Regions from separate parts of the Homo sapiens genome. Here regions 2 and 3 are each linked to region 1. A link is a loop called in an ENCODE intact Hi-C map of the cell type or tissue named here. Cell type or tissue: Caco-2. All regions are shown on one strand.

Region 1 (2,500 bases):
TTTCACTTAGGGCCTATGCATTTGTGTTCATAAGCAAGAACAGGCTATAATTTTCTGAGCTGACCTTATCTGAGTTTGGTATTAGTGTTATGCTAGCTTTATAAAAAATAGAATCTTATATCTCTTGATGTTGTAGGAAAGTATAGATGGGAATTACTATTCCTTGAATGTCTGGTTGGAGCCACTCATAAGACATCCTGGCTCTGGCTCCCTTTCTTTGTGGGGGCTGGGGGAAAGAGGAGAGTTTAGTGGGTAAATGTAAGATTACCTCATCAATTGGCTATGAGTGAATTTTAATTTTAGTATTTTTCAAGTTTTCTGCAATGAGCATTTCTAACATATCTATATATCTTCTTAGGTAAATCAAGGTGACCATCTATATTGATTCTGTTATTTTCACACAGAGGTGAAAACCTCATTGGAATACAAGGATTCTGCACATTTAAACAGCCTCCAAATTCTGTTAGGATGACATCTTCATTTCTTGGGAGCCATGCCTCATCTCCACAGTCAGTTTTTCAACACGGAGTCTACCAGCCAGACACTGAGCTAGGACAGGGGACTCCTGGACTGTGGCCTCTTTATGGCTTGCTGCCTGACCTGGGGTCTGGCTTGATCTCTCAGTTTATCCATCTGTAAAATGAGGATAAAAACAGCTGCTGCTAAAGTGAGACCTGGCTGGCAGGCACTCTGGAGTTACATTTTGATATGTGCTGCAGTGGGATGATGGGACACAATCCCACGAACCAGAACAAGTGAGAGATCTCTGCTCTGGCTGGGACGCGGGGCCGATCCCTACAGGCCAGGGCCATGCTCAGGGACACATCCAAGTTAGCCAGTGAGAGAGGAAGGGGGAAGTTACCCAGTCAGAGCCAATGCGCAGATGAATGCCCACATAGGGCCGGACAAGGTGGGCATGAATCTGGGCCTCTCCCGTCTTCACCATTTCGTCTGACCATACCATGTACTTCTGTAGTGGCCTGTGTTCCTCTAGGACGGGGAACTGGGCTGGGGCTCCTGGCAGGGCAAGCACCGGATGTTCCTTTGGAGAAAATCTAGACAGGAGATGGAATGAGGGAAGTCAGAGGACGCACAGAGAGCCTGGCTGCCACCCCCACGGGAAAAAGGATGGTGTTGCACCATGCCCCAGAGACCCTGCGGAGGGGCCCCTGCAACACGCAAGAAACACGAGAGGTTGTGAAATACCAACGGGCTGATAAGGAACCTTGGTGGCGGCGGCAACAGGCACAATATGCAATACTGTCCCGCCACATGGAATTTACAACCCTCTTTGCTTGTCGAACAATTAAAACTTTACAGGAGAGCATTCCAACCTTTTATATGTCACACTGGCTTCCAATCTGCGGTGCAGTAATTCATTCCAGGGTGGGGTGTCTGGACCAAGCCTTTGCCCTTTTACCTACATGGCAGGACTGGGACATGCAGCTGCTTACAGAAGCAACGGCCAGGTCACACTCACAGGGACTATGTATACTGGATTTGAATCATTCATTCAACATTTAAAAAACATTTATTGATTGCCTACTATGTATTGGGACCTGGAGGAAAACAAGACAGGCATAGTCCCTGCGCTATGGAAGGGAGCAGGGGTCTGCAGGTGCCCCTATCATGCCCTCCCAAGCCCCTGCTTCCCCCTCATACACAGTCCATCTCATAATTATTTCACCTCTGTCCTTGCTGTGGGAAGGCAGTGCTCCAGTATGCGCAGAATAGTGTCTGGCACACCCAAGAGCTTGGTAAATATTTTTCTTTTCTTTTTCTTTTTTGAGATAGGATCTTGCTGTCACCCAGGTGTCACCCAGGCTGGAGGGCAGTGGCGTGATCTCGGCTCACTGCAATCTCCGCCTCCAGGCTCAAGGCAAGACCTTCCCATCTCAGCCTCCTGAGTAGCTGGGACTACAGATAAGTGCCACCAGGCCCAGCTAATTTTTTACATTTTTTTTGTAGAGACGGGGTTTCGCCATGTTGCCCAGGCTGGTCTCGAACTCCTGGACTCAAGTGATCTGCCTACTTAGGCCTCCCAGTGTTGGGATTACAGGTGTGGGCCACCGCGCCCGGTCAATACTTCTTGACTGAACAAATGAGGAGCAAACCTGTGTTCCCTCTTCAGCTAAACCCAGACTACCTCTCAGCAGCACGAAACCCCTTGCTGTTCCATGTTCACAATGCACTTTCAAGTTCTAGATCTCTGTATACTTCTTCCCTCCAGCTGGAGGGGGGAAGTGCCTTCTGCCAGCCAAAATCCTTTCCTTAAAAGTATGAAATGGGAACAGCCATTCTGGAAAACAGTTTGGCAGTTAGGCATGCAGTTACATGACCCAGCAATTGTACTCTTAGGCATTTATTCAAGAAAAATGAAAACTTATGTTCACACAAGCCTATACACCAATGTCCCTTGCAGCTTTATTCATAAAATAGCCCCCAACTGGAAACAACCCAGACGTCACTCACAAGTAAACAGTTAAACAAACTGCTGTAC
Region 2 (2,500 bases), 510 kb after region 1:
GGCTGGAGAAGAAACAGCAAAGGGGAAAAGGGTAGAAGGTGGGGAGGGAATGGTTGAGGAGGAGGATGGAGAAGTAGGTGGGGGCCAGATCGCATACAGCATTACAGACCATGATGAGGATTTGGCTTTGGTGGAATGGTCTGTATTCCTTTTTTTTTTTTTTTTGAGACAGAGTCTTTCTCTGTCTCCCAGACTGGAGTGCAGTGGCACGATCTCTGCTCACTGCAAGCTGCACCTCCTGGGTTCACGCCATTCTCCTGCCTCAGCCTCCCAAGTAGCTGGGACTGCAGGTGCCCGCCACCACACCCGGCTAATTTTTGGTATTTTTAGTAGACGGGGTTTCACCATGTTAGTCAGGATGGTCTCGATCTCCTGACCTCGTGATCCGCCCGCCTCAGCCTCCTAAAGTGCTGGAATTACAGGCGTGAGCCACCGTGCCAGGCCTGGTCTGTATTCTTAAGGGTGGCAACAGGGAGCCCAGTGAAGAGGCTGGTGCAATTGCCAGGTGAAAAAGAATAGTGGCTTGGACCTAGAGGTGGAGGTGTAGTGAGACGGGGACTGGAGAATAAGACCAGGCTTGCACATGGTATATTGATGGGTCCAGCCATCCTGGAAACCATATTTTTCAACTACTTGGAGGTCCTAGAATCAAAGTTAAGTAAGATAGATGTTCTTTGGGAATAGTTCTCTCCAAATGTGATATTCTGATGAATGGTCCTCTTCCACTCCAACAGTATTTCTGTCTGAGTAAATGAAATTTGTCTGAGTTCAGTTCCCAACTCATCCGTGTCTACCTATGCAAGCTCCTTTTACCTCTCTGAATCTTGGGACAAATAATAATACCTGCCTCACAGGGGGCGATGGTAAAGACACAGTGAGGTATACCTGAGATGCATAAAGACTGGAGCCATGTTGGTATCATTATTCTTATTATCTTTCCACAGAACGCATGTCAGAGACCCATTCACGGAATCTTGAGCATCCACTCTCCTTTTTCTAAATACCATAGTGACCCATCAGCACATCTCAGAGCAGGCCCTTGCAGCATTTCTGTTGTAGTAGGAGCTCCACAGTGTTTGTGTGCAATGGTGGTGTAAGCACTGGTCTTGGAGTTGGAATCCCAGTTCTACTCTCAGTCTCACCTTGGCCAAGTCACTTCACCCCCAGTCCCCAGTTTCCCTTTATGCAAGATGGAGGGTTTGAAGTAGGCAATAAAGGAATGCTGGTTCTCTCTATCCTTAGGCCTTGTGGCGGATTCCACCATTACAGCATATTTCACATTAGTTATATTTTAAAATGGCTCTCTCCTGTTGACAGATATGTCAGCACCTTAACTAAACCCAGTGTCAAGGCAGGCTAGTTTATCACTGAGCCCACAATAGTGCTACCCTATATTTATGTAACACCTTACAGCTTCCAAAGCACTTTCAGATCCACCTTGCCTTTTTGATCCTTATAACCACCCAGAGAGGTGAGCAGGAAGGATGACATCTCCGTTTCAAAGGAGAGAAATCAGGTGAGAAAGATGAATTGACTTGCCCAAGGTTACATCAGGAGGAAGAGGCAGTTTTTGGACTTTCAAATTGGAACTTGACTACTAGCTTGCTGTGTGACCTTGGGCAAGTCTTTTAACTTGTAAATGGCTATAGTAATGCCACCTTTTTCTGAAGATTGGGTGAATTAATTCATTCTTTTAAGGCTTTCATATCATCCTAGGGCTCTTCACTCACATCATCTGGCTTCTCTTTTTTTACATATTGATTTTTGAAATTGTGGTTTTGTATAAAGAAACTGCCTTTGGGACCGTCTGCTATTTGGTTTCATCCCTGATGAGACTCTCGGGCCAAGCTTGAGCCTTACAGTGAACTCTGAGCCACACAGCTTTTTGGGCAGCCTCCAGTGCTCCCCTCGGAACTGGAGGTTTTTCTCCAGCTCTTCAGGAAATGCCATTGCGATGACTTCCATGGACTGCTTCCTGTCCCAGCCCTGCCGGCAAGAGTGTGGAAACTGGAAAGCAATGTCCCTAGAGGTCCGCCCCCCAAAAACTACTTTTTTTGGACGTGTCCCTGCCTTTCCTCTTGTCCATTACTTTCTTTGCTCCCTACCCTTTCCTCCTTCACCTGGCTTCTGCCTCCAGCTGTGATCATCCCTTCAAGATTTAGAAAATGCCTTTCTACTTGGTTCTGCCAGGCCATTACCCCCTACCCTAGGCTAGGCTGTGAGGGAGGTCAGTTAGAATTCCTGGGTTCTCTCCTTGGCTCCATCACGCATTAGCAGTTTCAGTCCTGGACTTCCCCTGGAGATGCATTAAACCTGTTGCTTGCGGTGCCCTGTGTCATCCATTAACCCTGAGTTCCCCTAGGAGATTCCACCCCACCCCTGCATAGGATGGGATTCTTAAGAGATAACTTGAGGTTTGGCACATATAAATCCTGCCTCTTGGAAATTGATGATAAAGGGTGGAGTGAAACAGAGCCTGCCTTCCCCTCCCCCAGTCACC
Region 3 (2,500 bases), 500 kb before region 1:
GGCTGATCTCAAACTCCTGACCTCAGGTGATCCGCCCGCCTCAGCCACCAAAGTGCTGGGATTACAGATGTGAGCCACCGCGTCCGACCTTCTTTTTTCTTTTTTTTTGAGATGGAATCTCACTCTGTCGCCCAGGCTGGAGTGCAGTGGCGCGATCTCGGCTCACTGCAAGCTCCACCTCCCAGGTTCATGCCATTCTCCTGCCTCAGCCTCCCGAGTAGCTGGGACTACAGGCGCCCACTTCCAAGACCGGCTAATTTTTTTGTATTTTTAGTAGAGGGTTTAGAGACAGGGTTTCACCGTGTTAGCCAGGATGGTCTAGATCTCATGACCTCGTGATCCACCCACCTCCGCCTCCCAAAGTGCTGGGATTACAGGCTTGAGCCATGGTGCCAGGCCTCTTTTTTTCTTTTTAAATTTAAATGTATTATTATGATTTGTAGAGATGGGCTCTCACTATGTTGCCTGAACATAATGCTTGTCTCCTGGGATCAAGCGGTCCTCCTGCCTCAGCCTCCCAAAGTGCTGGCATTACAGGCATGAGCCACTGTGACTTGCCAAAACATTTACTTTTTGGAACATACCTAAAGGATATACTTCATGGAATGGAATTACTAGGTCGAGGGGTATAATCACTTTAAAAATTTGATGCCGGTTGGGTGTGGTTGGTCAAACCTATAATCCCAGTTCTTAGGGAGGGTGAGGCAGGAGGATTGCTTGAGCCCAGGAGTTCCAGATGAGCTGGGGCAACATTGTGAGACCCTGTCTCTACAAAATATAAAAAAATTAGCCCAATGTGGATGTGGTGGCATGTGCCTGTAATCTCAGCTACTCAGCAGACTGAGGTGGGAGGATTGCTTTGAACCCAAGAGGTTGGAGGCTCCAGCGAGCCGTGATTGCGCCACTGCACTCCAGTCTGGGCGACAGAGCCAGACTCTGCCTCAAAAAAATACAAGTTAGATGCACATTGTGAAATTGCCCCTAGAAAGGTCACCCCAGTGTATCCTATTATCAGTCATGCAGGAACCTGTCTGCTTCCTTGTACTTTCACCAGCACTGGTGTCCTAGTCAAACTTTTGGGTTTGCAGATCTGATAAGTGAAAAATAGTATATTCTGGTTTTACTGATTTGCATTTCTCTAGTCTGGAATGACCTTGTGCATCTCTTCCTAAGTTTACTGGGGAGAATCCTTAAGATTTTGAGATGCATGCATAGATAGCCATGGGTGGGTGAGCATTCCAGAGGGAGGCACCTATGCAATTGCAAAGGCAAAGCATTGCGGGGAGTGTTTAGGAAAGATTTATTCAGCAAATACTGTGCACTTACAGTATTTAAGTTGCTGTGAAGCTGCAATGCCATATAAGGAAACTTCTCTTCTAAGACATGTTTGTGTTCCTTATCAGAGTTGAAAATTGTAGGTGGCCCCAGGGAGCCTCAGAAGTTGAGAATCTGGGTAGGTCCCTTTCTTGTTGGGAGTGTCATGGTTTCTTGGCAGGGCTTTGGAGGATAAGGAGGGCTTGGGAAGGGAGAGATAGGGACGAGGGATCAATAACACATTCTTGCACTGTCGCTCAGGCTGGATTGCAGTGGCGCAATCATAGTTTGCTGCAGCCTCAAGCTCCTGGGCTCAAGCAATCCTTCCACCTCAGCCTCCAGAGTAGCTAGAACTACAGGTGCATACCACCATGCTTGACTAATTTATTTTTATTTTTTATTTTTATTTTTTGAGCTAGGATCTTGTTCTGTCACTCAGGCTGGAGTTCAGTGGTGTGATCATGACTCACTGCAGCTTGGAATGCCTGGGCTGAAGCAATCCTCCTGCCTCAGCCTCCTGAGTAGCTAGGACTACAGGAGCATGCCACCTTGCCTGGCTAATTTTTAAATTTTTTTATGCAGATTGCCCAAGCTGGTCTCGAACTCCTGGCCTCAAGCAATCCTCTCACTTTGGCCTCCCAGAGTGCTGGGATTACAGGCATGAGCCACCACACCCAGTTTCGTTTTCTTTTAAAATAGAATACATTTTTGAATAAAATAATACAGAGTCCTGACAGATGTGTAGAGTTTAATGTGTCATAGCAGAAGGGATAGGTGCATTTAACATACTACACATACAACTTTGGGGGTTTTAAGCTGAAGTATCTGCCTATAATCTTTTTCTTTTTTTATATATTGCTTCTAGAAGGTGGATCAAATGGTATAGTGACTCTAATTATGACTCTAACTGTAGCTACCATTTGTTTAGCGTCCAGCCTGGCTCTGTGCTAGAGGCTCTGCATGTGTTACTGTTAGTATTGGAAGCTGTGTATTCTTACCTTTGTTTTCCTCGTGGGGACTGGGACACAGATGCTAAACGGCTTGACCAAATTCACAAGAGTAGTCAACGGAGAACACTGATTGAACTGGGTCTTTTAAACCCTGGCATCCTGGTTTTCCCCACTATGCCATACACAGTGGGCTTTTTGTTGTTGTTGTTGTTGTTGTTGTTTTTTGAAACGGAGTC

What was found. Peaks named below come from ENCODE experiments on the same cell type or tissue, not always from the same donor. Only the 100,000 strongest peaks of a DNase experiment are listed, where the experiment ranks them.
Region 2: a loop joins it to region 1, with 3.0 times the contacts of the local background. A loop is called at or near these places in 1 of 110 quality-filtered maps.
Region 3: a loop joins it to region 1, with 2.9 times the contacts of the local background. A loop is called at or near these places in 1 of 110 quality-filtered maps.

What each region holds. Positions count from the first base shown.
Region 1 is chr20:32,226,818-32,229,317 of GRCh38, reverse strand. It overlaps POFUT1 (protein O-fucosyltransferase 1), which reads right to left. Exons shown (of 7, transcript NM_015352.2): 5 at 863-1,055. It overlaps LOC124904884 (a long non-coding RNA gene), which reads left to right. Exons shown (of 2, transcript XR_007067560.1): 2 at 359-2,500. Among named protein-coding and RNA genes, the nearest start is that of MIR1825, 9.7 kb to the left of the region's middle. In Caco-2, no CTCF peak of the experiment used is centred here; DNase peaks (open chromatin) are centred at 1,267 and 1,857.
Region 2 is chr20:31,712,937-31,715,436 of GRCh38, reverse strand. All of the region lies in intron 2 of BCL2L1 (BCL2 like 1), which reads left to right. All of the region lies in intron 3 of BCL2L1-AS1 (BCL2L1 antisense RNA 1), which reads right to left. Among named protein-coding and RNA genes, the nearest start is that of BCL2L1, 8.7 kb to the left of the region's middle. RefSeq lists enhancers at 1,817-2,111, 2,138-2,500. In Caco-2, a CTCF peak has its summit at 1,214; a DNase peak (open chromatin) is centred at 1,976.
Region 3 is chr20:32,730,544-32,733,043 of GRCh38, reverse strand. The region is part of intron 1 of COMMD7 (COMM domain containing 7); the gene reads left to right. Among named protein-coding and RNA genes, the nearest start is that of COMMD7, 12 kb to the left of the region's middle. RefSeq lists an enhancer at 1-251 and a silencer at 1,328-1,622. In Caco-2, no CTCF peak of the experiment used is centred here; DNase peaks (open chromatin) are centred at 913 and 1,503.